Linked DNA regions of Homo sapiens: all the other regions are linked to region 1. A link is a contact called in ENCODE Hi-C or POLR2A ChIA-PET data. All regions are on one chromosome and are shown on one strand. The core of a region is the stretch at or near the end of the contact, and the rest is flanking DNA. Distances in the headings are between cores, read along the strand shown.

Region 1 (5,832 bases), core at 885-3,384:
GTAGTTAAAATTTTCTCCCAAGATGTATTTGCTAGCCCACCATCCTCCTTCCCCAGGGCACACAACCATGGTCTGAAGTCACATTTAGTTTTAAGGCCCAACCTTGAGAATCAGGAATTCCCAGCTCTCCATTAAAATTTCATTAAGATTGTACGCCAGTAAATTACTAAGGGTTATTAGGAAGTTAAAACCTGATTCTAATCCCAATAAAAGTTGCTCACATAGACAGAAGCTGGACTACATCTAAGGTCTTTTCTAGGCACAATGGCCTGATTCAGAACTTCAGAGGCCCTAGACTTGGTTAAACTCCACTCAGTGCTCAACTCTAGAAGCCAGCCTTGGGGGTGAGGGGACTAGGCAAGATTCAAACATTCAACAATTTTCCTTTCAGTTTATTTTTTTTTTTTAAATCACTCACTATTCACAGTATTTTAAGTCTTCAGTGGCATTTTGCTCCTGATAATGACACCTAAATTCAGATGAAAGGGAAATAACTTTACTTGTTTAAATTAAATGGGAAGGGGGAGGCCAGAAATCATGAGTAAAAGATGTTTTCCAAATAAATATGATCTCCCTATGATCATTTATTCAATAAGATATAAATCTCTTATAGGGAGGTTTACATTTATTAATTAAATATTAAATATAAATAAGATGTAACCTCATTACATCTTATTTAATATATTAAATAACATATAAACCTCTCATAGGGAGGTTTATATCTTATTTAATAACAGCAGTGATGTGTTTCTCAGCCACAGTTCCACTAGTTTCAAGAACAATTATATCAGTCCCGTTATCAGAACCCAAGAATCAAGAGAGTCACCGGTTAACCTCTGATAAATTTCCTTGTGCGTTACGAATTTAGTATTCCCCCTCTTCCTGAAGCTAAACATCCCCACTATGTGATAGGATATTTACTGTTTTGTACTTATCACTAATTCTCGTTTCTACATCTCCTCACCCGTTTTTACGGGTGTATTTGTCCTCAAATTATAATCAGGCATGACCTTAGAGATCTAGAGCTCGTTATAAAGCTAACATTACGTTCAGTTCTCGTGCTAAACTAGCTTTTTCTCACTGTTGATCCCAGGGCCACCAACATCAGAATCGCTTGAAATTACTACCTCCCATTTCGGTATCTGGAGGTGGGGTCTGCTCATCTATTTTAACATAGTGAGTCTATGCATATTGCAGTTTTGCAGCAGCGTGCGTAGAAGCAGAAAATAAAAAGTTCCATGTAGTAGTTTTAAATAGTTCTCTGAGTTTCCTCGTCTGTCTCTCCGCGCCTGAACTTTCTTTCGCAGTAGGTGCGCAATACATATTTACGAATAAGCGTCACACCATGCAAAAAAAAAAACTTCCAGAGGGCCCAGCTGGTTTATGCTGCGTGGAACTGGAAAGTTTAGTTACTGTGACGTTAAGAATGTGTTTCGGGGGCGAGGGGAGGACGCTTTTTGCAGGTTTTGATGGCTTGCCTGGGGAGAAAGAGGTGAAGGTCGGACAAAGAGTGGAGCAAAACACGTAGCCCTCCGGGCTCCTGCGCTAAGTTCTAAAGGTGCCGCCCACACGCGGGGAAACACCGCCGGGCGTCTCCCGCCGCAGAAGGGAATCGCCCCAGGGATTAGGAGGCCACAGCACGAGTTAAGAAACACAACCCAACCACGCAGACGGGGTCGCAGCGTTACCGGGTTGCGACAGGTCTTGGAGCGCGGGTGACATGTTGTCGAGTCTCCTCCTTGCGCAGAGGGCGCGGCAGAGAAGACGTGCTCTCCACAGGTGACGACGGCCAAGGGCCACGCCAGCCAGCGCCAGGCGAGCCTGCCACACAAGGCCCGGGTCTTTTGACGCCTCCCGTTGGCTCGCGTCGCGGGGGGACTGCGGACCCCGAAAGCCCGCAGCGCCCTAGGGCCTCTCTCGGGGCTGGGCGCGGCAACTGCTGGAGCACGTGCTTTCTTCCCGGGTACCCGGCCAGTCCTTGGTGTCGGCCTAGCAGCCAGACACGCGCGGCCAGAGGCGGAGTCGCGGGACGGCACGGAAAAGGACCCAAGAGAAAACCGGCAGAGGAGGACGACGTGACATCCGGCTCTGAGCCCCGCAGACATTTAGAACCTTTCAGAGCGCGGTTAGTTCTGCGCTCAATCTATCCTCGGCGTGGGAGGTCCCGCCCCTTCCGGCCTGTGATTGGTCTGCCCGAGCTCCTCGCAGCCGCATTGGCTGTCAATATCAACCAATCACCTGCTGTTTAGCCCCGGGGCTCTCTGGGAGATGTAGTCCCGCTCCCCAGTTTCCCGCGGGAGCTTTTCGCGTCTCTGTGTGCCCAGGATCCGGAAGTGTAAGCCTAAGTGGCCCCTCTAAGGAAAAGTCACAGCGCCAAGTTCGTGCTGATCTCGACACGCTGTGTGGTGTCGAGCCTGAAATTTTAGTTCCGTTTTGCTGTTGACTTGCGCTGGGCAAGACAGTTAACCTCTCAGTCTCCACACTCTACAAACAAGAATGATAGGATGGTAGTAATTAGAATTTTTTAGGGTTGTAGTAGGCGTTAAATGAGATCGTTTGACCGCGCTATGAAAACTCTGAATTACCATATGGGGGTGTTAATTGTAACTTATTGACAGTAAACATATATTGAGCACCTACTATGTGTCAGGCATTGGGGCACACACTTGGAATGCAAAATCAGACAAGCTACATCGCACCCTCACGTCCTTGGAGGAGGAACTCACAACCTAGTTAGATTAATAATTGAACAGGGAAAAAAGAACCACATACATTTTAAAAGAGCTAGAGTATTCAAAGGGGCCAGGGAAAGGTTTCAAAGAAGAATCTGGGTCCTGAAGGAAGAGTGGTACCAGGTAAGGTTGTTCCAGTCAGGAGAAGCTCCCTGTGTACAACACAGCACTTTAGGGAATTCTAAAATAAAGGGCAGCTCTGTAAGGCCGAGCATGGTAGATGTGAGAAAAAGCAAATTCATCTAGAAAAATCTCTGTAAGGCTGAGCATGGTAGATGTAAGGAAAAGCAAATGCATCCAGAAAAATAAAAACTATAACCAAATTATGACATTTACTAAGCTTTAAAAAAGGCACAAATTTGCATGCCATTCTCATTTTATTGTATGTAATTATACCTCAATTTTGAAGATTTGAAAAATTATTATAATGCGTATCACATTCTTACCAAGACCATCTTACCAAAGATGGTCTTACTTGGAAGGTGGGGGGAATGGAGTAGGTGAGAGAGAATGCAACAAAGAAGGGAGGGAGGAATGAGATGGCCCTAAATAGCCAAAAATCTTAAGATTATAAGGGCTAGGGTGAGAGTAGGTGAGGGATAAACGACTACACATTGGGTGCAGTGTCCACTGCCTAGGTGATGGGTGCACCAAACTCTCAAATCACCACTAAAGAACTTATTCATGTAACCAAACACCACCTGCTCCCCAAAAACCTATTGAAATAAATAAGTTAAAAAAAAAGAAGAAGAAAAGGAGGAAAGAAAAAAAAGCAAGGTCTTCTATGCTGAACTTATTAAATTATTTATCCAGGCTTGATAAATCATGATGGTTTTCTCATATTTATTATTATGTTTATTCATTTCTCAACTCCTGAGTTTTTATCTGCAAAAAAAGAAGTAGTGAAATTTAACTGTGTAAAGATGCACCTGTCTAAAAAAAAAAAAAAAAGATTATAAGGGCTAGTTGTTTGTTTGTTTGAGACGGAGTCTCACTCTGTCGCACAGTCTGGAGCGCACTGGCACGATCTTGGCTCAGCTCACTGCAACCTCCGCCTCCCGGGTTGAAGCTAGTTTTTTAATTATCATGTATCCCTCAAAGTTTGTTGACGTGTTTCTTGAAAAATGATCTTTCAGGCACCTAGTCGGCAACTGTCCCCCATTCACATTCTCTTACTGGAAATTCCAGGAGTTGTGTGCCAGTCCCTGTTTGATGCAAGTCATCAAAGTTTACTCTCTCAGCTAAAACTGACCAAATTCTGTATTTCTTAAAGTCGTAAAAGAGTAACAAATAAGATTAGAGGAATACATAGTGCCTAAAGGGGCAGTGAATTTCTAGTACAAAAACGCGATTTACAGTTCCAAGAATACTGTATGGGTTGCAATGTGTCCCCCTCAAAGATATGTTGAAGCCCTAACTTCCAGTGCTTCAGAATATGACCCTATTTGGGCCGGGTGCAGTGGCTCACACCCGCAATCCCAGCACTTTGGGAGGCCGAGACTGGTGGATCGCTTGAGGCCAGGAGTTCGAGACCAGCCTGGGCAATATGGTGAAACCCCATCTCTGCTAAAAATACAAAAATTAACCAGGCGTGGTGGCTCACATCTGTAATCCCAGCACTTTGGGAGGCTGAGGTGGGCGGATCACCTGAGGTCGGGTGTTCGAGACCAGCCTGCCCAACATGGAGAAACGCCGTCTCTACTAAAAATACAAAATTAGCCGGGTGTGGTGGTGCATGCCTGTAATCCCAGCTATTCGAGAGGCCGAGGCAGGAGAATCACTTGAACCCGGGAGGGGGAGGTTGCAGTGAACCGAGATTGTGCCATTGCACTCCAGCCTGGGCAACAAGAGTGAAACTCCGTCTCAAAAAAAAAGAAAGAAAAAAAGAAAAGAAAAAGAAAAACACAAAAATTAGCCGAGTGTGGTGGCACATGCCTGTAATCCCAGCTACTGGAGGCAGAGGTGGGAGAATCGCTTGAACCTGGCAGGGTGAAGGTTGCAGTGAGTGGAGATTGAGCCACTACACTCCAGCCTGGGCAACAGAGAGATACTCAGACTCAAAAAAAAAAAAAAAAAAAAAAAGAATATGACCTTAATGACCCTATTTGGAAATAGGTTTGTTGCAGGTTAGTTTAGTTATGAGATCATCATCCAGCGTAGCTGGTGTCCTTATGAGAAGGGGAGATACACGAGGAGAAAAGAGCCACTTGCCAACAAAGGTGGAGACTGGAGGGAAGCACCTGCAAACCAGGGAACTCCAAGGATTGCCAGCAGACATCCAAATCTAGAAGAGACAAGAAAGGGTTCTCCCTTGTAGGTTTCAGAAAAAGCATTACTCTGCCTACACCTCAATTTGGGACCTCTTGCTTCCAGAACTGTCAGGTAATAAATTTCTGTTGTTTTAAGCCACTCAGTTTTTGTACTTCCTCGGAAACTCTAAAGCAATCCTTGGAAACTAATACAACTATATCTGTGGATGGGCTGGGACTAACGAGGGTCTCTATCTCTGTAGGAGAGAACCTGCTATTTTAAGTTGGTGATAGCCTGCTAGCCTGCTTTTTTCCCCCTCATTAAGCTCATTCTCATTAAACTCATCCAACACAAACCCATTGTTTAGAGGTTAGGGTCCAAACAACCTCTTGGTGATTTGGGACTTCTTTCCCTGTGGATTTGTCTTCATAGATAGAAGTGGAGATCAGTGAACCTAAATATCCAACTCCTACTGTATAGCAGTAGCAAATTGACATTCCAGCTTTATGCATTATTCTCTGGTCTTGGTGGTTGTGTCAAACCCATTAGGTGGCTCTTTGTGTCCTGCTAGTCAAGAGTCTTGCAAATATAAACTATGGGCCAGATCTGGAACAAGGATGTACTACTTCTGGAGTCTACTGGGGTGACCATGGGTTTTCCCCCAGAAGATCCCTGTCACAAAGGTGAGCCCCGCTATTTCCTTCCCTCAAATCCCTTCATAGTGTTGTTGACAAAAAGAGTCAAACTCTGTAAAATATTTGAAGAGATTCATTAAGAGCCAAATATGAGTGACCATGGCCCATGACACAGCCCTCAGGAGGTCCTGAGAACAGGTGCCCAAGGTGGTTGA
Region 2 (5,832 bases), core at 1,222-3,721, 7.9 Mb before region 1:
TGTTGCCACTGTTGTGTATCTCCTCTACAATACTCTAAATTCCTTAAAGAAGAAAGGACAGTTAACTCATCCTTGTGGCTTCTACCAGGTCAAAAATAATAAGTAATGGTAGGTTGCTGAATTAGTGACATAAAACACTCAAAGCCCTCAAAAGAACATATAAGACCAAGTTTATTAAAAGTCTAATAATTCAACTATTTATCATTCCGATAAACATTCATATGCTTCATCTCCTGTTCACAGGCAAAAGCAATATAAAGACATAAGTGCAGGAATTAGTAGAGAAGATAGTGAATCAGATTTTGGTCTACAAATTCTAGATTGTATTTTTAGTTGTTTAGGCAGATCACTTACTCTCTCCCCTGTCTGCTGCTTCTCTAACTACCTATTTTACAAACTTGATGTGAAGAATAAGATCTCGCTCATTAGTCAATATTTTAACATCGTTCAGAACAGTCCTCCCTTCGAAAATACTGAATACCATCTCTAGCTTTTCCCAATCGACCACAATTTGCAGATTTTCCTGTATCACAGAATGCCTCAAGTGTAAAGAAGCCCACTATATGCCAAAACATGCATTTTCGTTTTCATATAAAAGGTAAAACTCTCTTCCTCTATTCTCACAAATTCTTTTAGGCTCTGAAACCATGGCTTCTGGCCACTGTATACTCCTAATTTAAATACGGGTTTGTTTAATAATCTAGGAGAAAAGGCACACTGTGATCTCAAGAGCAGAATATATTCTGAAAGACAGTAATAGCCCTCATGAATAAAAAACAAACCAAATTCAGATTAGGGGGATGTGCACAGAGAAAGTAAAAGGGCAGTTAAGAGTCTTGAAAGATAAAGGTGTTCAGCTGAACACAAAAAGTTTAAATCCAGAGAATTATTTCTCAACCAGTGACACAGGCCACAGAACTTACAAAGTGCCATGGTTTTCTAGGATCTTTTGTTTGGCTTATTCTCCTCTTCAACTTTTTCTGTCCTGTTCCACTTTTCTCAGCATGTTAACTCATCTCCTTTCATCTCCAGGCTCACATCAGAATTCAACAGAGGACTCATCTCAAGTGGCAGGCAGTTCCTACACCCTTCTGACACAATTCCCAGATATGGCATGAGAAATCCCACTCTACCCAAGATATAATAACACTGTAAATTTAGAAACTTATAAATAATACAAGGGAATACAAAGTTTAGAACTGTATAAGACTCTTGGCCTGTAGTATTTCTGCTCTCCTGCATCTTTAAGCCAACAAAAATAACGACGGGCAATTTTTCATTTGTCAGTCAACTTACAAGGAATTTTAAGCACTGCAGTCAGAGGTACTAATCCAGTCTACAGAACAAAAACCCATTCTACAGAACAAAGCAAGCAAACACACCCAAACATGCATCTAACTGCAACGACAATTCTCTACCGGGTGCTTTTTTCTGGGGGCATTTCACTGCAAAAATCAGGCAAACCAGTTCTTGGACTCGATTCTGCGTGCTTGCCATACTCCAAAGTTAGATGATACAATAAACAACTTCTTCCCTTCCCTCTCCCGTGGTCACGTCACCTGTTGCATCACCTGGAAAGTGGTCTTCAGAGTGTAGGAAAGGAGCACCACCAGGATCTCTAAATAATTCAGCTGGGCTATTTTCTTGAGAAATGTTAGCCTCATTCATATTTTAACGAGGTTGCCTTTAACACACAAGGAAAGGGTGTGTTGGCTCCTGTTCACCTTTGAAGAGATTCTAGCACAGGCACCCGAAAGCTGTGACCTTCTGGACTTAGAGGGGCTTGGGAGTTTCTGAAGACGTAGCCATGGAGAGAGACGGACAGTTCGGCAGAAGCAGAGGAGCTGGGAGCGCAGGCGGTCGGGACGGGGGTCCCGGGGCAGCCCCGGGGGCCGGCAAGTGGGGTTGGAAACGCAACGGAAGCTTTGCCGAAAGGACACTGCACGTCGGCCAAGGGGTCGGGCCCAGAGCCGGGGTCGGGTCCAAGCTGAGCGGATGGGAGAGGTTCAAGCCCACCCGAGCTTTGGCCAAAACCCTCGGGCTGACTGGGTTCACCGGAGCGTCGACGAGTGCGAGGATTAAAAAATAACAATACTCCCTCCTTCACCCCCGGCTTCCCCCGAGAACTAGGCTGGAGGCGGAGACGCCAGGCAGGAAGCGCCTGGGGCCGGGGTCCGAGCCCCACGGGCGAGAGGAAGCCGGCCTGGGCCAGGGCTCGGGGCCGCCAGGGGCCGCACTCACCATGTCGTACACGTTGAGCACCACTAACTGGTTAGCCCCCATCCTCCTCCCCGCGGCCGCCGCCTCGTCCTCAAGCCGCTCCGTCTCCGCGGGGCCGGAGGCCGCTCTCACCCCCGCGGGCGCTTCAGGGGGCCTGAGCCGGGCACTAAGCGTACAGCCCGGCCCGCGGCAGCCGGGGCGGAAGCATCGGGCAGCCGAGCCGCTCCCGGGCGCCGCCGACAGGAGCGTCTGTGCGGACGGGGCCGGACCGTTGGCGGCCCGCTCCGGATGAGGCACCTCCCCTAGGCGGCAGACACGTGGGGAAAGGCGGGGCTTGAGCAAGGGGCGGGCGCCAGGCGCCCCGGGGGCGGGGCCGGCCCGGCGCCAGGACTGAGCCCGCCTGCGCTCTGGTTCTCGGCCGGCGCACCTCGGGACCTAAAATGGCGGCAACTCCGGCGCCTCCGCGTCCTGGAGGAACGGGGACCCAGGAAGACTACAGTTCCCAGCATGCAGTGAGGATTCCCCCTTGCTACTATAAGTGCAGAGGCGGAGTCTCAACAGCCCTTCGACTACAACTCCCTGCATGCCGCGGGGGCCCCGGTCCTACCAGACCAGGCCTCCCCGGGAGACTACAACTCCCAGCATGCAGTGCTTTAGAGCTGCGGCAGATCCCTTGCCGCCCGCGGGCGGTGAAATCTCCTACCTTCATTCACCCTCTCATCTCAGGTGCTGCTGCTGTTAGTAGTTCATGTTGCGTTGAGCTCGATGAAGCCAGCGAAATGTGGCAAAAGACCAGAGTGATGACCCTAAGTTTTCCAAATGCTTCCTCACCTTTTATTTGGCAAGGGGAGTGGTGGGGAAATAGAGGAAGACGAGTTACTGGTGTGGGATGAGGTGTAACGTGCATCCAATTAATCCTCAATGTGGAATTTACATTTTGTGAAACTATCCTGCTGAGATGGGAAGGGTACAGTAACCGTAGCTTAGCACAATCCTGGGACGTAGTATGCAGCTCTGCATTAATTCAACAAATGTTTGTTATGTGCTTCCTATGTGCCAGGCAGTGTTGTAGGCCCTCGGGAATGCCGTGATAAACAGGAACAGGGACATACAAAATATCACTGGTATGTGCTTTGCAGAAAATTTAAGTAAGGTGAAGTCATTCTTAAATTGGCTGCACGGGGAAGATCGCTGTAATGAGTTTTAAGCTGAAATGTGAATGACAAAGCCAGCCCCGCAGATATGAGGGGGAGGAGTATTTCAGTCAAAGGGAACAAATGCAAAGATCTGAAGCATGAAGGAGTTTTCTGTATTCAAGGAAACAAAAGATCACTCTTGCTGGGACACAGTAGGCAAGGAGTCGACGGTACTAGATGAGCTGGGCAGGTAGGCAGAGGCCAGATCCCGGAAGGATTTTAAAATTCATAACAGGGGTTGTATTTTAAACGAAGCCATAAGTTTGGACCAGGGAGTGAAATGAGTGTGCGTGTGTTTAAAAATGATTACTTGGGTTGCTGTGTGGAAAATGGATTTCAGAGAGGCAAAGGAGGTGGAAATAGGGAGATGAGTGTGGCAGATTGTGAAAATAGCCACAAATTATTTCCAGTCTCCCAAATTATACTCTTTGGTGGTGTCTACCCCCACTGACTGCACTGGACTGTGACTTGCTGTGGACGTGGGACATTAACATCGTGCAAGCAGAGGCTTAAAAAACACTTGTGAGTTGGGGCTTGCCCTCTTGCTGAACTTGGGAGTCCTGTGACCACCATTTTAGGAATGAGTGTGGGCTAGCCTGATGGATGATGAGGGACACGTGGTCAAGTCACGGCCCACATCCAGCTGACAACCAACCAACTGCGAACATGTGAAGCTCTCCCGGACTATCCTTCCCTGGCCACAACCACATGGATCGGACGAACTGACCAGCCAACCCACAGAATGTGAGAAATAATGTTTTAAGTCACAAAGTTTTGGGGGTGGTTATGTGGCAAAAGTTAATCAAGTCCACCAATTGGATGCTGTTCCAGAAGTGCATGCCAGCAAGTGGCTTCGTTGTGGCTGATAGTGGTGGAGACCGAAATAATTAGAGTTTAAATATTTTGGAGTAAAGTCTGTGGAACTTGCTAATGGGTTAGATGTTGAGTTGGTTAGGGAGAGAGGATTCGAGAATAACTTCTAGATTTTTGACTTGGGGAACTGAGTGGATAGTCCTGGCACTTCTAAGATGTGAAACATTTTGGGGAGGAGCAGGCTGGGGGTAGGGAAATCAAGAGCTATGGTTTGGTCATGCTAAGTTTGAGATGCCTTTTAGACATCCATGACTGCCAAGTAGTAGACATTTGAATAAACTGGAGTCATGGCCATTTATAGACTTGGGGCTTGGTTGGATGACCTAGGAATATGTGTAGCTAAAAAGAAGTGGGCCAAGAACAAAGCTCTAGGACCCTTCACCATGTAGAGGTCAAGTAAAGTATGAAGAGGAAGCACGGAGGCAGGAGGAAAATCAGAAAGAACATGATAACATTGATGTCAAGACTATTGGATTCAGCAATATAGAAATCACTGGTAGCTTTGATGTGAGCGGTCTCTGGGAGGAGTGAGATTTAAATAACTGCTTTAACAGTTTGAGAAGCAAATGTAAGGTGACAAAAGGGAGACAACTTAACTTGGGGGCAACAGCTGGATAAGGCGGTGTGGTCAATGGAGGGCATTTTGAAGATGGGAGATGCTGAGGCATACTTGCATGTAAAGGGAGAAAAATTGATATAGGAGAGGGAAAGATTTGCAAGGGCAAAGAAGGGAGAGGGATCCAGGACACAAGTTAATGGTTGCTGTTTAGTAGGGGGGATGCTTCATCTGTAGTGATGGCATAGAAGGCAGATGCAGGTGCACAGTTACGGCATAGAAGGCACGGAGACGGGTAGGCAGGTTAGAAATACGGGAGTGTAGGAAATGAGGGTGTTTATTCCTGATTTACTTTTACTTTCTCAGTGAATTATGAGGCAAGAATGTCTTCAAAGAGTAAGACGTGAGGAGAGGGGCATAGGGAGTTTGGAGAGACAGAAGGTGATGTAAAATAGAGGAAATAAGTAAACTTGGAAAATATGGTTTGTCAGGTAGTGTTGGGGGACAGTAAATGCTGTGCACATCATTACTTGACTGTCCTCTGGAAGGTTGTTGACAAAGTTCTAAAACCTGTTTTTGGTGCATCAGCTGCCTTGCTTCTCTTTCCTCCCATGGTGTTCCTCCCCACCTTAAGCAATTACAAACTACGTAATCACATCTGCTAAGCCCTTTTTCCTGTGAAAGGTGGGGAAAAGGCACTGTGCATTTGCACCTTATTTAGTCCTGGCTGCAGTCCCCATAGATTCACTTTAACTCTTACTGTACACACTCCCTTTGCCCTTTGTGATCTCATCCACTCTCAGCTGTAACTGTTGCATGTATACTGAAGAGCCGCATGTCTCCATCTTCGGTGCTCTTCTCTCTCCAGAGTGCTAGGCCAGTATAACCTACAGCCTCTTGGACTTCTCTAACAGGATGTGTTGGTTTCCCTTGGCTGCAAATTGCCACAAACTTAGTGGTTTAAAATAACACAAACTTATTTTCTTA
Region 3 (5,832 bases), core at 1,237-3,736, 7.7 Mb before region 1:
TCCATCCCAGCAAAACACACATAACAAAACACACATTAGCCACCTCGTTCAGCTCCCAATATCAGCCTGGCAAAGCTCAAAAACTTTTTCTCTTTGGTCCCTGTTGTCTTTGATCCACTCCAGGTGGGGAGGGATGACCTCCGAACGGTAATTCACAATGGGGTCTCTGGGCAAGACGAAGAGCAGATAGTCACCCCGAGACAGGCCTGTTGAGCCTTCTGTAGGGCTCATCAAATGTGACCAGACAAATAAGGAGGGTTTTGAGTTAGGTCTGCTGGACTTCCATCAGCAACCTCTTCTGAGATCCCTTCCACATATACAAACGCACACAAAGACGAGAGGACAGAAGGCGTTCCCAATCAGATCCCTAACCAAGAACTCCGGGAGTATCCCTTCCAAACTATCCTCCTATTCTCCTTCTGAGAAACCTCCTTGAAATCTTCCTGATTCAGGAGAAGTCTCCCAAACCTGGACTCTTCCTACTAGTTAGAAAGAGCCAAATGAGACCCCCCCAGGAGCCGAACAGACACCCTGCAATGGGGCTACAGACACCTCACCATAGGGCTACAGAACCAGTTGGGAGAAAGGAGGCGTTGGCAGCACCTAGGATACTCACCAATCCAGACACCCTGCCCTGCAATGGGGCTACAGACAGACACCCTGTGATAGGGTTACAGTTAAGGGACGTCTCCCCGGGGCTATTTCTCCATTGCAATTAAATCCATGCACACTGGGTTGGCAGCACCCCACCAGTAGAGAGAGTACCAGAGTCAGCCCCCAGTCCAAGAGAACTGGGTGGCCGCTTGGGCAGGCTTCTGGATCCATTGCTGGAGGGGGGCCACTGAACCACGAGTAGGTAGCCACAAAGGCAATGCCAGACAAGCCCCCAAATTTGTAACCGCCCAAGGGGTTCACCTTGTCCACTGCCTAGACAGAGCCAATTCATCAAGACAGGCAAATGGCAATAGAGAAAGAGTAATTCATGTAGAGCTGGCTGTGCAGGAAACCAGAGTTTTATTATTACTCAAATCAGTCTCCCATAAATGATTTTAAAAAATTGAATGGAAATGACTAGTAAGGTGTGCTTATTCAGTATCTACTATCTGCCCAACACTACCTCGGGCATTTGACTAGAAAGAAATAGATGGCATTCTTGTTTCCAAAATGTTTGTGATCTTGTAATAAGGCCAAGATAGACAACAATTATCACATAGTATTATAATTGTTTACTAATCAATAGACCAAATAATTTGAATCCTTGAGGGCTGAATTGTATCTTTATTTCTCCTATGTTATCAGTGCCCAGGACACTTAGTTAGTTAATAGCAGGTTCTCAATGTTCCTGACTTAACTCATTGACTAGAAATAAAATACTAAAGTGTACTCTAGGGACCATTAGTGAACATACAGTATGTACAGGCGATTTGGGAGACGGTACATATAATGTGATTCCATTCCCACTTTTTTTCGAAGCACCTTTTATCAGAATTAAACATCATAGTTAATTTGTGTTGGTGTCGAAAGGGCATTAGATGAACAGTAGGTATACACCAGAATCTAGTTACAAATGTAACTGAGAGACAGTGGAATCTACAGGAAGGACATGGGCTCTGGACTTAGATTATCGAAGTACCAATTCAAGCCTCACTAGGGCAAGTTACCCAGCTTTTAAATCCTGTAAAATAAGGATAATAGAGGATCACCTACCTTATATGGTTGTGGGGATTAAAAAATAAAGAAGTGCATGACGGTATCTGCATATATGTACTATATGCGACATAGGTAATCCACTCCTCCTCTCTGAGCCTTTGTTACTACTATGTAAAATGAGGATTAGGACTTTATTTGATCTATTGATTTCAGGTCTCATGTCCTTTATCTTATTGCCTTACTTTTGAATTTTGTCTTTTTTGATCCCTGTCCCCATCTCTGTTACTTCCGGACTTTTAATTTCCAATTCTACACTTACACGTTCCGATTTTATGCTGTTTGTACTGCGAAATTCCACAGTTTGTATTTTGTACACATTCATTCCTTAATAAAGACAAATCCAGACAAACCTGCAGATGGCAGACACAGTGGCCCCAGAATACACCGCCGCAGCCCAGAGCGTTGCATGCTGGGATTTGTAGTCCGACGCTCCACACGCGCTTCCGCGCCTCTCCAGTTTGAAAGCGAGAGGTAGAGCGGGTAGGCGGGGTGCTGAAGGAGAAGCGCTCTCGAAGCCCCGCCCCTGACCTTTTCCGCTCGCGAGGTTTGCACGGGAGTGGCGCGCCAGGCCGCGGAAGGGGCGTGGCCTCGGTCCGGGGTGGCGGCCGTTGCCGCCACCAGGGCCTCTTCCTGCGGGCGGTGCTGCCGAGGCCGGCCTGCGCGGGGCAGTCATGGTACCCCCTTGAGCGGGCTGTGGCGGAGAGCGGGGCGGGGACTGGCTGGAGGGTGGCGGCCCGGCGGGGCGGGGGCGGGGCCGGCCTCTGGCTCCTTCTTCCTCTGCATGTGGCTGGCGGCCGCAGAGCAGTTCAGTTCGCTCACTCCTCGCCGGCCGCCTCTCCTTCGGGCTCTCCTCGCGTCACTGGAGCCATGGCGTTCGCCGAGACCTACCCGGCGGCATCCTCCCTGCCCAACGGCGATTGCGGCCGCCCCAGGGCGCGGCCCGGAGGAAACCGGGTGACGGTGGTGCTCGGTGCGCAGTGGGGCGACGAAGGCAAAGGGAAGGTGGTGGACCTGCTGGCGCAGGACGCCGACATCGTGTGCCGCTGCCAGGTGAGGCGACGGGGCCTCTCATGGGAAGCCGGGCCCGGGAGCTCGGGCTGCCTGGCTCCTGGTGCCCGGGAACTCGGACCCAGAACCCGGATCCACTGGCCAAAATGAGGTGTCACCTTGAGGCTCTCTCCTCCTGTCCTGAGCTGCGGCTACGTGGAGAAATGGCGGGAGGTCGGGGACCCCTGACCTGGAGCGTCGGGTGAAACTTGGGGTGGCCCTGGAGGAAGAGGTGGGCTGGCGGGGAGCCTTTGAGAGATGCGCGATGCCTGGCAGTTGCAGTTTTGCGTCTGGCGAGTGGTGCTCAGCGCCGGGACTGAGGCCGGGGTGGAGGTGGGATGCGGTCCGAGTTTGAGGAGCTACCGCCCGAGGCCTGCTCCCAACTCTTCCGACTGCGGGCGGAGACCCGGCGCGACGGCAGAACCCCCCATCACCGCCCCCCCGCCCCGCCCAGGGCGGCGGAGTGGGAGTGGATTGTTTCGAAACGTCCTGAAATCAGACTCACCGATCCCCCATCTGCAGGACCGTGGCATGCAGTGCTTTGCTTCCTCTGGTCCACTTTGTTGACATCCAAACCCACCCACCTCTGGGCTTTGGACTGTTGTTTTAGGGCCCTGAGTTTCTTGTTTTTGTTTTTGTTTTTACAGTGTGCTCCATACATGAAAGTTAAGGAGAAATTACTTTTACTAGTTGGTCCCAGAGGAAGGAATCCCTTCTCTGTTCAAAAAAAGTGAGGGAAGTAAATACATGGATGTCAAATTGAGTATTTGGAAATAAATATTTGCATTGTTAAGGTGACATCGAAAGTGAACTTTCGGAAAACGAGGTGGTAATGTACTTCTAACGGGAGACACGTGGTTTTCAGTGTAACCTTTCTTCCTATTTGTCGTTTCCTTTGACGCAGCATACAGGGTAAGGCCTTTGTAAAGGCTCTCAGATAACTCTCTCCAGTTTCAAAATTCTAAGCAGATGAGCAATAACCACTTTCAAAACAAAGCATAATGTAATATTTGAAGTTAACTGCTATCTGTTTAGGTTGCAAGAATATTTGTTTTTGAACATGCATGGCATGATATGATGGTGCCATGCTGTATATGTTCTAGTAAGTTATAGGCCCCCTTGAATACCATTTTGAGCATGCAGAAACAATGAAATCACAGGTATGTTAAAAAGCTAAATGCAAATACTGCAAATATTCTCTGATTTACCTTGTTTCGTTTTGTTTTGTTTTCATTTAGAAATCCACCCTGCCCATTCTGAAATAGCTGTTGCACTAATTGCCTCTTAGGAAACTGTCACTACCACCTCTCCCTCCTTCCCTTCCAGCCTATTATTTCTCCACCCCTCTGGCAACACACTTTGTACCTTAGCAATCTTCAGGGTGTTGCCATTAAATTCCTGCCCCGCACTTTCTTAGGAAATACTCCAGAAATCCAGCCTTTACCTACCTTTTGTCTTACATTCAGATCTGGTCATGCTGTGGGGAAGACGTATCCGAATACCGAGCTTTCTTGCTGTCGACAGCGGGAGAGAGGCTGAGGCCTGTGTGTCTCCTTCACTGACATCTTGACATCTCGTTAATATGGAAATAGCTCAGGTTGAGCTACACTATGGGTTGTAAGAAGGTTTGGAGAACACAACCATTATGGTATTTATTCTAAAGGATCCTCAATTTTAATATTCTATGGAGAAATATTAGAAGTAGTTTGTAGCTTGGAGAAGGTGTTACTAATGTTACCGAGAAAGTAGTCTTGAAGTCATGGACCAACCTGATCTGATGCCCTTGGAAAGGCTAGAGAAGTGATTGAGAAGGAACTAAGTTTGGCTTTAAAATGTTAGCTGAAGATAGTGGAGAAACAAATGAGGGGCCTTGTTGGGCAGACTTCCCTCACCTGTGTATTTTTGACTTAACTACCTTCCTTATAGAATCCTTATGTTCTTTTAGTGCTTTTTAAAAGTGTATCATTAGGATTCTTTATTAGTCTTGTTAGCAAAAAATAGATGAGTAATGAATAGATTTAAGCATTATCTCTTTTGTGATTTACCTTGGTAACTTTGTATTATTTGGTTAGCCCTAGTAAGCTGGCATCTACTTAATGAAGTTCCCCTAGGTTATAAAATTGGAATGTTGAAGTTCTTAGTGAGTGTGTATAGAGAGCTGGAAAAAATCAACAGTAAGACATTGTGAGCTTGGATTGCCTTGTTTGATGTCTTAAGTTTTGTGTGTTAGTGAAAATATGTCCTTTGTTAGAGTTTAATATATTCTGCCATATTTATGTCATGAGTTCAAATTTTATTCAGTACTGTTTCTCCAGAAGTGATGTACACATAATGTATCCGTATTTCACCAGTAGACTCATAAGGACTTTCTCCCAACATAAAATATAGTTTTAAAAAGAAAAACTGGCATTGCATTTAATGATAAATTTTAATGTATAAAATGCCTTTTTGGAAACAATAGATGCAAACCTAGTGGCGTTTTCACTCTTAACAGCGCTTAAGGCCTGTGTTGTTCAGATTCAGGATTTATGGGGAGTTATTTATAACTTGGTAGGTTCCCCAGATCCATAAATATGTAGGACTTGCATCAAAGGACAACCACTACTGCTGCCTTAATTTTAAATCAATATTTATTTTAAGAAGAAGAGAGAAGAATTAAATAGAGGCCCAACCCTGGGTACAGGTCATTCATCTAGTAAACATTGAGTATCTGCAGGGGATCACTTAGCCTGGGAGTCAAAAATCTGAAAAAGGCAGGGATTGTGCCCACAAGGAGCTCACAATCTGGGGGACAACTGCTGTGTAAGCAAAAGTGTTGAGAAGGTCGGGATGGAGAAAGGTACTAGTCTAATACGTTTCTCAAGAGGTTAAAGTATGGGACCAAGAAAGTCCCTTTCTGGCATCACAAAAGGAAGCCTAATACTGTTTTTTCCCCAGTTCTCTCAAAGTAAAATACTGTGCTTTGTTTTCTGTATTTTGCTGAGTAGAAGCTACAGAAACTTCTTAACTATAGTAGTTTATACCAGGCTTTAAGCAAAGGCTTACTTATTTATTGTTCTTGAGGAAAGTAACTTC
Region 4 (5,832 bases), core at 1-2,500, 6.5 Mb before region 1:
AATGGCATAGAGCTATCCAAGAGTTTCTGCTGTCGCCGGTTGAGAAAGATGCCAAGTTAAGATCAAGGAGTTGATTGAGGTAACTACGGGAATCTGAGGAAACATCGTTGCTTAACTGTAAAAACTAAATCAAACTATTTCATCCTCCTCAAGACCACAGCAACATCCATCTTGCTCCTCTGTAGCGTGGACGGGGCAGAACCCAGGTGTTAGGAAACGCACCTGGTCTGCTCCCGCCCACTAGGCCCTGGGCACCTCGGGGCTAGGGACAGAGGTTTGGAGCAACTCACCCCGGAGACTCCGTTGATACTGCCCCAGAATCTCCTCCAGGGTAGAGTTCTCCGGGGACTTCGCCATGCACGCACTCTAGGCCCAGAGCTGGGAGTTACGTGGGGAAATGTCCAGCTTTCTCCCTTCCGAGAACAACAGGCCTGTGGCCGGGGAGCGCCCGCCTGCTTCCTGCCGCGGCTGTCACAGGGGAGCCTAGAATCCCGCACAGAGCTCTTGGGGGCTCTTCCCACCCACTGGCCCTCGCTTTGCACGTCGGGAGTTGTAGTCCTCACGTTCAGAACCTGCAAGCTCGACAATCCTCAGGGCCTTCCAGTTACACTACAATTCCCAGAAACCACTGCGCTCCAGGCGCTAGCTTGGACGGTTTGGCTGCCAGAGCCTGCTGCCAAGAGACAGGCTTGCAGGCCCCGCCCTTTTCCTCCAGCCCAGCCTGGTTTAGTCCCGCCTCCATCCCACTCTTCAGCTGCCTGGACCACCCAAATGACAGAAAGGGCTCACTGAAGGCCTTGACGCTTCGAAATTTGCTAATATGCAGCAGTTGATCCCCAGGCTACTCAAGGACGCAGATAGTAAACTCTGAACCCTGCTTCAGTTGCGAGATTTTTTAAAACGGTCGAATAAATCTTCAAGAAATAGAAGCTCTAAATCTTCCAAACAGCCTAGATTGTAAAGGCGGCCGACACTACAACTCCTAGCATGCCCAGCAACCGGACCTTCACTTGGAGTTGGCGCTCTGCCCGCTGGGAACTGTAGTCCTTGTTGGTTGCGGTCCCACCTAACGCCGAGGTCCTCTTCATTGTTCAAGCTGGTCTTTCGGGGCACGCCTGCGCAGTGGGCAAGCTGGAAAAGCGTGTGGGTGAGACCCTCGCACAACCCCTTTTCATTGTCTGTGTGTGGCGCCTGCGCAGTAAGGGATCGTTGGAACTGGGCAGGAGGGGATAGGGTCCGGCTCCTCGCCCTTTCCCGAGGCGCCTGCGCACTAGGCAGTCGGTCTTTGCCGTTACCGCTATGTGTGGGGCGTGTGTGGAATAACGTTATTGCCCAGCGGAGCTGAGGGCCCCGGAGCTCGACCGCAGCGGCAGCGACGACAACAGCGGCGACGACGACGACGACGAGGTGGGGGGAGGACGGCGTGCGAGAGACTCACGGGACGCGACGCGCCCCGCCTCCCCCGTCCGGTCCCTCTCTCCACGGTAAGGGGTAAGTGATGCGATCGGCTGCTCGGTGTAGGCGCCGCAGCCGCAGCCACCGCCGCGGCTGCTTTCCACATCCTGCTCCTCGGGTTTGCGGCGAGGACTCGGGCGCCGCCCGCCGCGGGGCGGGGGTGCGGGGCTGGACCGCGAAGGGGGCGCTTCCCGGGTGCTCCGCGCGGCGCCGCCACCCCCACCCTCTGCCCGCCTGGGACCCGGGGCTTGACGGGACCACCCTTCCCATCCCCCACCCGCCGCCCCCCGGAGCTCCAGTCCTGCGGCCCCCCGGCTTTCCCGAGCCCCTTGCTGCCGCCTCCGCATCCCCTAAGTGCATTGAATCATTTTCAGCTTTCGACTGGCTTTGTGCAGCCCTCCCCCCTCCGCCGTAGCAGTTTGCGAGGGGTGCGGGCGGAGCATTGGAGGGAATGGCTGCGCTGCCGCTGGGGAAGGGATTTTTCCCCCATTGGAGCAGCTCCCCGGGCCAATCCCTTTTGTGTGATTGGTTTTGGGGTGTGAGGCGGTTGGCGAGGTCAGGCGAGCAACCTTTTGGACGCGTTGGGAGGGCGTGGAAGACGCGGTGTCATGCACCCTGCCTGGCGACTGCACCCCGTGGAGGCTCTGGCTCTGTAGTAAACCCGGGGGAGGAGAGAGTGGCTTCCTGTCGGCTTCATTGTCCTAGGATTCAGATGTAGGGTTTTGGTACGTTTCGCTTCCATTTTATGCAAGCGATGAAAAAATAACATTTGCAGCTGCCTAACACAGGGCGGGAAGACGTGGGATTTGTATACTAAGTCACAGAATCTCTGTTCGGTGGTGTTTCGTAGAGTTTTATTTATTTATTTATTTATTTATTTATTTATTTTGAGGAATGTAAGGAAGACAGGGACTATGCCTGCTGGAGTCCAAGCACTGCCAAGGTGATCAATATAAAATTACTAGGTGACGTTGGAGCCTGGGCTAGAGAGGGCCTGACAACGAAGCTGTTGTGTCAGGGAAATGAACAAGCAGAATTGTTTTTTCATTGGGCAGGTAATGCATTTATGTTCCTGAGGGAATGGATACATCTTTCCGTTTATTTTTTAAGCAAGTAAAACAAACAAAACAACTGGCCCAGTACATTTCTGTTACCGAAGTTGTTAACTCATTTTTATTCTCTTAATGAAAATTCAGCCATTTGGGAGGAATTTGGCGAAGCAGATGATACATTTGATTGAAAATGCATATTTTAAAATGATTTAATCCTTAAGCTTACAATGTATGCAGCCGTTTGCTGGCGTTGCTTCTTAAAACACACCAGAAGAGAGAATAAAGCAGGATGGGGAGGAGCAGGTGGAGGAATAATGGGAGAGGAGAGAGTGACATTATGACTATAGTATCTGGATCTTCACTGGTATAACCCTAACTGGGTATGCTTCAGAGACTTAGGAATTCAGCTCTGGAAACAGTACACTGATGAATAGCAACTTATGTATTTTTCTGTTATTATTTTTTAAAAAGTAAAACTAGGGCTGCCTTTAGCTCTTCCTAACTTTGTAGATAACACGGAAGAGCCCAAGTGCACTTGACAGAGGAAGACACTAAAACTCAGAAAGTTAACTGACTTGTCTGCCCAAGCCAGACAGTTAATCGAAGGCAGAGCCAAACGAAACTCAAGGTCCATTCTGCAGAGTGATCTTTCCTGTGTCCCCCTAGCCCTTTTACCTTGTGAAAATGTATGGAAAGCTTCTCTATGTGCTCCCTGAGTAGGCTGTGACTATCACTGAACTTGATTCTCACCGTGATTAATCTAGTTCTTGCCTTTGTGATGTAAAAGTAGTAATCCTCCTAAAATGGACCTTTACTTTCATAAAGTAACTTACTACATGAGGAAAGATGTCCTAACATGTGCTTTTCATAAAAACGAAGTGTTGCAGTGTTTTCCCTACTACCTAATGGTAGCTACTTAACGGTAGGTTTTAATATTATTTCTTGAAAATCAATAGTATTTTATAATAGTATGATGATCAACTCTATAGGCTGTGTTAAAAATAAAATTTCCGCATAACAAGAACCTATGATGTTTATTTTGCCACAGTTAATGAGTTGTAATCATTAATGAGTTATTAGTGATTACTTTTAACTTAAACTAGAATTTACATTTTAAGATATATTAACTTTATGTTTTTTATTGGGTTGATTTTGCCATAAAGTGCTTTTTTCTTCCCTTATAATTTTAATCGTTTAATTTTACGTTGCATTTTAATAGACTTCTTTAAAGGATTTATTATTTATCTTAAATTTCAACTTTAAAAATCTGTAACTAAATTTCAGTATGTGGGATTATATTCAATCATGCTTTAAATGTATTTTACTGGTAAATTTCATTGTGTTCTGAGATTATTTTGTATGGAAATAATCTGCCTGTTCCCTATTTTAACATTAGAATAGTGAAATTTATACTGTAAACCTTAGCATACATTCTGCATATTAATGCTGTTATGGTACTTTTTAAAATTCTGTGCTTCGTGATTTATTTGATTTGTTCCAAGTATCAGTTTCTTGTTCCTTTTTATCTACTGAAAAAAAGAACTAGTTTTATTATTGTATCTGATTGCAATTAGATAATGCTCATCTAGTACTAAATATTGTATATGCTTAAGCTTTTTTGTCAAAATGTTTTTTATTCCACAAAATTGTATTCCTGAAAAATATTTTTTCTATACTAATTAATAGGTAAAGACTTTTCTTTCTTATCTGTCCCAAACACTGGGATGTTAAGCAGTGTACTCTTCAACTAAGTATCTGACAGACAACCTGATATTTAATTGCTAACTAAAGTATCTGTACAGTTGCAAATTATTCTGGAAGTATAACAAAAGAGCAGTTACGTGCCATTTGAAGAATGCTTGGTGAGTAGATAGTATTGACTGGAGCATTCAGTGTTGATCTGTTTCATTAAGAAATGGGATACTTTTGATGGGAAGAAATATCTTTATTTCATTAATAACCAAAATTTCTAATCAGATACCCTAGGTTTTTATTTACTTACTCAAAAATTTCATAAAGGAGTGTTCAGCAGTGAGTTAGCCATTGTGAGAGATAAAAAACATCTGTCTGGTAGTGTGGTTGATTAAACTGGATATATTGTCCAGTTTAGCAGAAATGTTTTAGCCAAAGCCAGTGACATAGCCAATGTGTGTTGCTGTTAAAGCCCACTTTTATATCAAATAAAGGTGGAAAAACAAAACAGCAAAAGCAAAGTTAAAGAAAACCTCATAAAATCTACTTACATACAAACAGGAATTGCAGAAAGTATAGAAGTGGAAAAGAATCCCAAGCATGCATTGTTGAGGTCTGAAAAACAAATGACACATAGCAGAGAACAAGTCATTTTTTAAGTATATCCATAAGTAATAAATGATATAGAAAATATTACCCTTTGAAACACAATATTTATTGAATCGTTGAATAATACCTACCAAATTTTGAACATTTCCTAGGTGCCAGGAAGTTTATGTGTGTGTGGTGTGTGTGTATTTAATTTCTGCAACAAACTTCTAAATTAAGGTATTATTTTTACACATTGAAAAAATTTGAAGCATAGAGTTAGTGAATAACTTTGCCTCTGCGTTACACATTCCTAAGTGATAGGGCCTATAATTGAACCTTTGTCTTTTTGGCTAAAGCCAAAATTCTTTCTACTCATCTTTTTTAGTAAGTTAAAGGGTACCACTTATTTCCTTACTCTGGTTCATAAAATTTTAGAATTCAAGGGAACTTTAGAAGTCAGCTCATACAATGTATCACCCACTACTAATATCTCTGAGATGTTATTGGGTCCAACTTCTCCACAAACCCTTCCCTGGGCATAGGAAAGCCTGTTTAGCTTCCAAAAAGTGTAATAGGAAGATCTCACTTAAATTGAGCTAGTAGCTGCTTTTACTATATAACTTCTTCCCACTGGTTGCAATTCAGTCTTTAGGAGTAAGATGAAGTAAGGTTTTTCTCAATATATTAGCTAGATTTTCTCTTGTCTAAATGTTAGGACACCTCCAACTTCATATGGTTTCCTTTGCCATCCCTCACATCTCTCAGCTGGATTCAATCAGTTTTGTCAGTGCTATTCTTTGTGTTCTGATCTTGTTTCCATATTTAATTCTGCAGTTATGGTCTGAATGCAAAGTGCAGTGAAATTGTCCCTTTCCTTATTTCAAGCCATACACTTGTGTTTAAAGTCTAAAATTGTATCAACTCTTTAACAACAGTCATCTCTGCTAATTCAAAGCAAAAAGCAGAGAGAGAGAGAGAAATGTTACATGGCTTTTCAAGTTATATTTATGTAATTCAAGGTACTATTTTTTGAGATTTTGTT
Region 5 (5,832 bases), core at 1,882-4,381, 5.1 Mb before region 1:
GTATGGAACAATGATTGGGACCTGCTGATCATAAAGCAAAATTCAGGAGAAAGCAAATATGAAATTATAATGAATTTTACAACACATTTGTTTTTTTGCTAACCAGGATTAGCAGTATGTTTTCTGTACCCAAGAATGTGGGAGTCAGAAATCATCACGGATTTTCAAAGCATTTGTTAAAAAATTTATCTTAGGTTAAGAATTGGGCCAGGCATGGTGGCTCACGCCTGTAATCTCAGCACTTTGGGAGGCCAAAGCAGGCGGATCACTTGAGGAGTTTGAGACCTGCCTGGCCAACATGGTGAAACCCTGTCTCTAATAAATATACAAAAATTAGCCGGGTATGGTGGTGTGCACCTGTAATCCCAGCTACTTGGGAGGCTGAGACAGGAGAATTGCTTGAACCTGGGAGGCGGAGGTTGCAGTGAGCCAAGATTGTGCCACTGCACTCCAGCCTGAGCTAGAGATTCCATCTAAAAAAAAAAAAAAAAAAAAAAAGAATAAAGGAGATATTAATAGTCTTTGTCCATCAGTGTCTTGATACTCTGGCTTATTATAAAGAAAGAAAACTAGGCCTATTATCACAGAAGGAAGTCATCCCTGATTTGGGAATATTCTAAAACATACAACTTTTACTTCCTGATAAGTTCTGGCATTGAGTGAAAACAATCCGTTTCTGGGGGAGAAAAAAAGGCACTGTAGGTCTCATTCTTAATTGTCAAAGAATTAACATAAGGTCCAGACTTACCTATCAGTAGGTTCACCTTTGGCTAGTTTTTCAGCACAAGCAATAGCTCCTTTGTGAAGCCAGCAATATGTATCCACAGCTACTACCTGCCCTTTATACTTCCTCACATGGATGGGTTCTGAAGCTTCTTTGATAAATTGTAGCAATCCCTGTATCCCCATGGTGCCAAATTAACTACCTGATATGAAAAGAGACAGGGAGAACAGTAATATTTAAAGAAAAATACATTTATTAAAACATCTTAGACAAATGAAGAGAAAGCTTGGAGTCCAATGCAGAAATTGGTTTGTTGTTTTTTTTTTTTTTTGAGACGGAGTCTCGCTCTTTCGCCCAGGAGGGACTGCAGTGGCCTATATCGGCTCACTGCAAGCTCCGCCTCCCGGGTTCACGCCATTCTCCTGCCTCAGCCTTCCCAGTAGCTGGGACTACAGGCGCCCGCCACCGCGCCCGGCTAATTTTTTGTATTTTTAGTAGAGACGGGGTTTCACCATGTTAGCCAGGATGGTCTCGATCTCCTGAACTCGTGATCCGCCCGCCTCGGCCTCCCAAAGTGCTGGGATTACAGGCGTGAGCCACCGCGCCCGGCCAGAAATTGTTCAGATATTCAAGAATCACTGCTCTTTAATATTTTAGCTGGGCTCCTCCCTATCAAACAATTTCCATAGGGTAGAATTTACATTAATCACTAATACTACCTCTAATGCCACTTGACTGTTGCTTATTGTTTGTTTAGTCTTTCCAAAGTGCTTTTGCACTTTCACTCCTGACACATGCTTCAAGGAGCCAGGCACAAACAAAACCATGCATGCGATGGCATCGCATTGCCTCTACAAAGGGCATTAATCATAAGGGTCAACGTGCAAATTCAAATAGGAGTAGAAACTCAAAACAGTTTGTAGGAAGGTAAGTATTTCAATTAAAAAACAAAGGAAAAATTCAAAAAGAATTACAGAAATGATCCTGTACTTTTTTAGGACTGAAATTCACTGCTATTAGAACGCATTATTCTAAGCACGAACATTCTGGTAATAAACAGTGGTGGCGCCCAGGGGCAACTCCATCAGCCTCTCTGAAAGCTACCCTAAAGAACTGTGAAACTGCGTCTGCTATGCAAATACAGCTTCAAGACAAATGCTTTAACTTTCCACCCCCTTCCATTCCGGTTGCAGCCCCCTAAGCCCTTTCTATACAGAGATTCTGGAACTGTCACAACCCTTTCTGATGAAACGACCTCCCCCCACTCTACAATAAAAAGTCAGTAATGGGCACTGAGCAGTTGCTTAGCATTTCATAATACAAATCTCTCCTATCAAACGTTAAGTTTGGAAGGAAAGGAAGAAAGAAAGTACAGGATCAGGAGGCAGCTTTACCCTGTTGACACCTTATCAGAGCTCTAAAGGCTCTGGTCCAGCAGTTCTCAAATTTCAGAGGTTCTTAGACTCTCAACTCCACTCAGTGACTGGGATTCACTAGTTCTGCTGTGAATGAATTTTAAACAAAGCAGTTAATCTGGATGCAGGTGGTCCTCAAGCCACAGTTTCAGAAAAACAGTCTCTTACCTCTCAGATGATATCTAAAAAGAGTTTTCTCTCACTCCGAGGAAAACGGATATAATAGTTCATGAAATTTACATAAGTTTCTTCTGGGCCAGGCAAATATCCTCGAATAATTATTTCTTCTTTAGCGTAGTAAGAATGGCTGAGTGCGATAGTAAGAATGACTGTGTACATATCTCAGAGGTCGCATGTGGCACTCGAGGTAACAATAACAGCACCATCTTCACTTTATCCCTCTGTCTCGCGGAGATGTGCAGGCGTGGCCCCCAAGCCCATTCCAGACGACACGTTTCCTTAGGCCTGCAAAATATTATGGGAAAATGTACTTGTCAACATTTAAAGGTGGAGAGATTGCATGTAAAACCTGGACTGCCAGCTTCTGCGGAAAAATGAGGTAAGTCTGGCAACCCTGGCGCCTGCTCCAGCCCGGAATCGTCTGCTCTCTTATCTCCCTCCGTTCACTGAACTGCAGACCTCTGGTTGCCAGACGTCCCCTCGGAACAAAACACATACTCCACTCAGGCTAAGGGCTCCGCTGTTGGGTTGGGAAGATCACGCCAGACCCTCTCCTTCCCTTCCTGGAAGACCCGAATCCCGAGAGGAGGGTCGGAGGTGACGCGCAGGTCGACCCCCAAGGGAACCCACCCATTAGCCTCCGCACAGCCCGCTCCTCTCACCTTCCGAGAAGGGACTCTCCTCCTCCCCTTGAGCGGAGCCGATTGCGGTTGGAGAAACCCGCTCCGACGCCCCTAACTCACTGTGGCCAGAGCACCCACGGCCGGCAACGCAGAACACGGGTAACTTGCCTACACAGCGCGCGAAAGGCTGACCTTTCAATTTGCGCGGGTTCCTTGCGGCCCCGCCCAGAGGATGTGACGTCAACGCGTATCCCGCAACCCGGTTCCGCCTCCTGCGGCTTCCAACTCATAGGGTTGCGTCCTGAGCTCTCCGTCTCGCTGGGTAGACAGCGGCTCACTGCCATACGACTGCAGCCGCTGCTGCCGGCCCGAACTCCGTGCGGCTTCTTGAGGGCGCGAGTGGCACTGGCGCTGATGGCCGATGGTGAGCACCGCCTCGGAAGTTGGGAGTGTTTACACCCGCCGGGGCTGCTGGGCGTTGTAGTTCCCTCCTGGCTGCAGCCCCAGTTCTGGAGGCTGATGTTGAAAGAGCGCCGTCGCGCGTTGATGTTGAGGCTTTTCAAACCTGAAAAAGTTGCTCAGTCCCCCTCGGCGTCATCAGTCCCATCCTAATTCCTTCATTCTCTTTAAAACGCCCGGTTGCCTCTACAAATCGAAATTGAATTCAGTTCACGCTGGGTTCTTTTCCCCATTGCAGTAGTAGTAGTGATTAAAATCTGCCCCTACCATTTTACCTAGAACCCAGCTTCGTTTATTTTTGACATAAGTCGGGGAAAAATTAGCTATATAACAAGACCTTGAAAATGGGCCTTAGAGACAAAGACTTTAGAGGCATTTTGGACTTTCATGGTCACTTGTGGCTAGGTTTCCAATCCTCATAACACCCCAGACCTCGTCGCTGTCCTCTTAGGGATATTGTAATTTAAAAAATTGGAAGAAACCTTAGGCCAGACCACAAAGTAATGTTCTGGGCTCAAAGATCAATAGGAATGATAATGCAGACTCAATTCAAGGAATTGAAGGGGAAGAAGTGAGCACATTGTTAAACATGCTCCCCATTTGATTACGTTCTTTACATCTTTTCCTCTTTTAAAGTCTTTTTATGATCACTCTAACATCTATCATGCCAATTTTAAAGGCATCTATGATGCCTTAAATTTGTTACTAAAATTGTTGAAAAGGTGCCACATTTGGGGAATGTGTTTGGAAAAGCTGTGTTGCTTTCTCCCTGGTTCTGGTCTTTAGAGCTGGGACTAGGAGAGATGAGAAAAGTTATCTTCCCTCCCTCTTCCAAAGGCTATGGTAGACCTAACCCTAAACTAGCTTGGAGTGGACTCTTGGAGAAAGTGGGGGACAATTTCAAACTGCAGTAGATTAAAGAGGAACTTCGATGTGGGCAGCATGTGTTTGTAGAGAAGCCTTCTTACACTCATTGGACTATCCAGCTGTAGTAACTGCTTCAGTACCTAGAATCCAACCATGAATATATCACACATGGGGGTCTTAGGAAGGAACCCCAAAATCAAAAAGGTGTCCATTCCAGTGTCACTGGATCTGTCATAAAACTAACATGAGAGTTTGCTGCACTGTGAACGGCTCATGTATTTACTGTGAATTTGACTCCCAAGGTTTCAAACTGTATTCTTGGCTGCAGTGTTCAAAGACTAAAATTGGAAAAGAAAACACTAGTTACAATACATTTCACTAACAGAATATTTTTACTCTTTGGGAGGACAAAACCATTTGCATCAATGTGTGCAGTAATTTACTACTGCCTTAAGTGTGCCTGTCAGTTCCAGGTGGCATGGAGGCATAAAGAGATGTCCTGTGTCTTCAAGGAACTTAAGATCTAGTTCTGTAGACAAAACACATGTTTATGAGACAGTTAAGTCACAAATCATGATGGCATGTTATTAAATGCTGAAATAAATGGTATATCCCATATGTTTCCAGCTTAAGACTCAGTTCCAATGTTACCAGTTTCCAAATGTCTTCCCTAAGTTAGATATTTGTTTGATATGCACAAGCATTCTGTGATGGCTCTTTGGTCCTGACACTTCTCATATTCTCATTGTGTTTGAATTGTCTTTGCCCTTCAATAGACTGAAAACCTTTTGAGGTAGGGTTGCCAGATTTAGCAAATAATAACGTAGGACACCCAGAAATTTGAATTTCAGATGAACAACAGATAAATTTTTAATATATCTAATGCAATATTTGAGACATATACTAAAAGAAATCCCTGTTTATCTGAAATTTAAATTTATCTTGGCATTCTGTAATTTTATCTGGCAACCTTACTTTGAGGGCAGGGATTATGTCTATGAATTTTCACATCCCAGTAGCACTAGTGTTGATTTTAAACATTTCAAATGTGTGGACTAATACATGAATGTCCTAGGTATGGCACTATTATTATGGGTTTTCTGGGCTGCTCTTATCTTTATTTTTTTATTTTTTATTTTTATTTTTATTTTTTTTTAAGACAGAGTTTCGCTCCTGTTGCCCAGGCTGGAGTGCAATGGTGCGATCTCGGCTCACTGCAACCTCTGCCTCCTGGGTTCAAGCGATTCTCCTGCCTCAGCCTCCCAAGTAGCTGGGATTACAGGCATGCGCCACCACGCCTGGCTAATTTTGTATTTTAAGTAGAGACGGGGTTTCTCCATGTTGGTCAGGCTGGTCTCGAACTCCCAACCTCAGGTGATCCGCCCGCCTCAGCCTCCCAGAGTGCTGGGATTACAGGCGTGAGCCACCGTGCCCGGCCAGCTCTTATCTTTAAATACTGTATCTTGTTGAAATATCAGGTTGCCTGATTTTTAATTTGGAAGATACTGTCTCCATTGTTATAGGGCAGTGTTTTCTACAGTGTGGAACTTAGCCAATGACTTGG

Evidence for each region. A loop is a pair of places that touch in the nucleus more often than their neighbours do. ChIA-PET counts read pairs that join two places held with the same protein, here RNA polymerase II (POLR2A). Pooled maps may share reads with other maps.
Region 2: a loop to region 1 is called in a map of CD8-positive, alpha-beta T cell, with 12 times the contacts of the local background. The contact joins the promoter of DESI2 here to the promoter of MTR in region 1. A Hi-C loop is called at or near these places in 3 of 168 maps with a recorded cell type or tissue (CD8-positive, alpha-beta T cell and naive thymus-derived CD4-positive, alpha-beta T cell), 2 of 37 single-sample maps with no recorded cell type and 14 of 50 pooled maps. POLR2A ChIA-PET finds 5 or more read pairs at or near these places in 1 of 52 experiments (OCI-LY7).
Region 3: a map of naive thymus-derived CD4-positive, alpha-beta T cell shows a loop between it and region 1 (14-fold over the local background). The contact joins the promoter of ADSS2 here to the promoter of MTR in region 1. A Hi-C loop is called at or near these places in 2 of 168 maps with a recorded cell type or tissue (both naive thymus-derived CD4-positive, alpha-beta T cell), 1 of 37 single-sample maps with no recorded cell type and 12 of 50 pooled maps.
Region 4: a map of CD8-positive, alpha-beta T cell shows a loop between it and region 1 (28-fold over the local background). The contact joins the promoter of CEP170 here to the promoter of MTR in region 1. A Hi-C loop is called at or near these places in 2 of 168 maps with a recorded cell type or tissue (CD8-positive, alpha-beta T cell and naive thymus-derived CD4-positive, alpha-beta T cell) and 12 of 50 pooled maps.
Region 5: a loop to region 1 is called in a map of CD8-positive, alpha-beta T cell, with 8 times the contacts of the local background. The contact joins the promoter of EXO1 here to the promoter of MTR in region 1. A Hi-C loop is called at or near these places in 1 of 168 maps with a recorded cell type or tissue (CD8-positive, alpha-beta T cell), 2 of 37 single-sample maps with no recorded cell type and 9 of 50 pooled maps.

Annotation. Positions count from the first base shown.
Region 1 is chr1:236,791,594-236,797,425 of GRCh38, reverse strand. MTR (5-methyltetrahydrofolate-homocysteine methyltransferase) reads right to left here and starts at 2,134. Exons shown (of 33, transcript NM_000254.3): 1 at 1,689-2,134. The coding sequence starts at 1,722. RefSeq lists enhancers at 1,529-1,718, 1,819-2,108.
Region 2 is chr1:244,649,765-244,655,596 of GRCh38, reverse strand. It overlaps DESI2 (desumoylating isopeptidase 2), which reads right to left and starts at 2,471. Exons shown (of 5, transcript NM_016076.5): 1 at 2,242-2,471. The coding sequence starts at 2,283. RefSeq lists a silencer at 1,958-2,727 and enhancers at 2,808-2,967, 3,227-3,800.
Region 3 is chr1:244,448,563-244,454,394 of GRCh38, reverse strand. It overlaps ADSS2 (adenylosuccinate synthase 2), which reads left to right and starts at 2,486. Exons shown (of 13, transcript NM_001126.5): 1 at 2,486-2,760. The coding sequence starts at 2,578. It also overlaps a transcript of CATSPERE not described here. RefSeq lists silencers at 2,097-2,586, 3,027-3,306.
Region 4 is chr1:243,250,699-243,256,530 of GRCh38, reverse strand. It overlaps CEP170 (centrosomal protein 170), which reads left to right and starts at 1,250. Exons shown (of 20, transcript NM_014812.3): 1 at 1,250-1,491. It overlaps SDCCAG8 (SHH signaling and ciliogenesis regulator SDCCAG8), which reads right to left and starts at 490. Exons shown (of 18, transcript NM_006642.5): 1 at 291-490. The coding sequence starts at 357.
Region 5 is chr1:241,845,503-241,851,334 of GRCh38, reverse strand. EXO1 (exonuclease 1) reads right to left here and starts at 3,131. Exons shown (of 16, transcript NM_130398.4): 1 at 2,982-3,131; 2 at 2,308-2,604; 3 at 2,119-2,223; 4 at 749-926. The coding sequence starts at 909. RefSeq lists an enhancer at 3,096-3,435.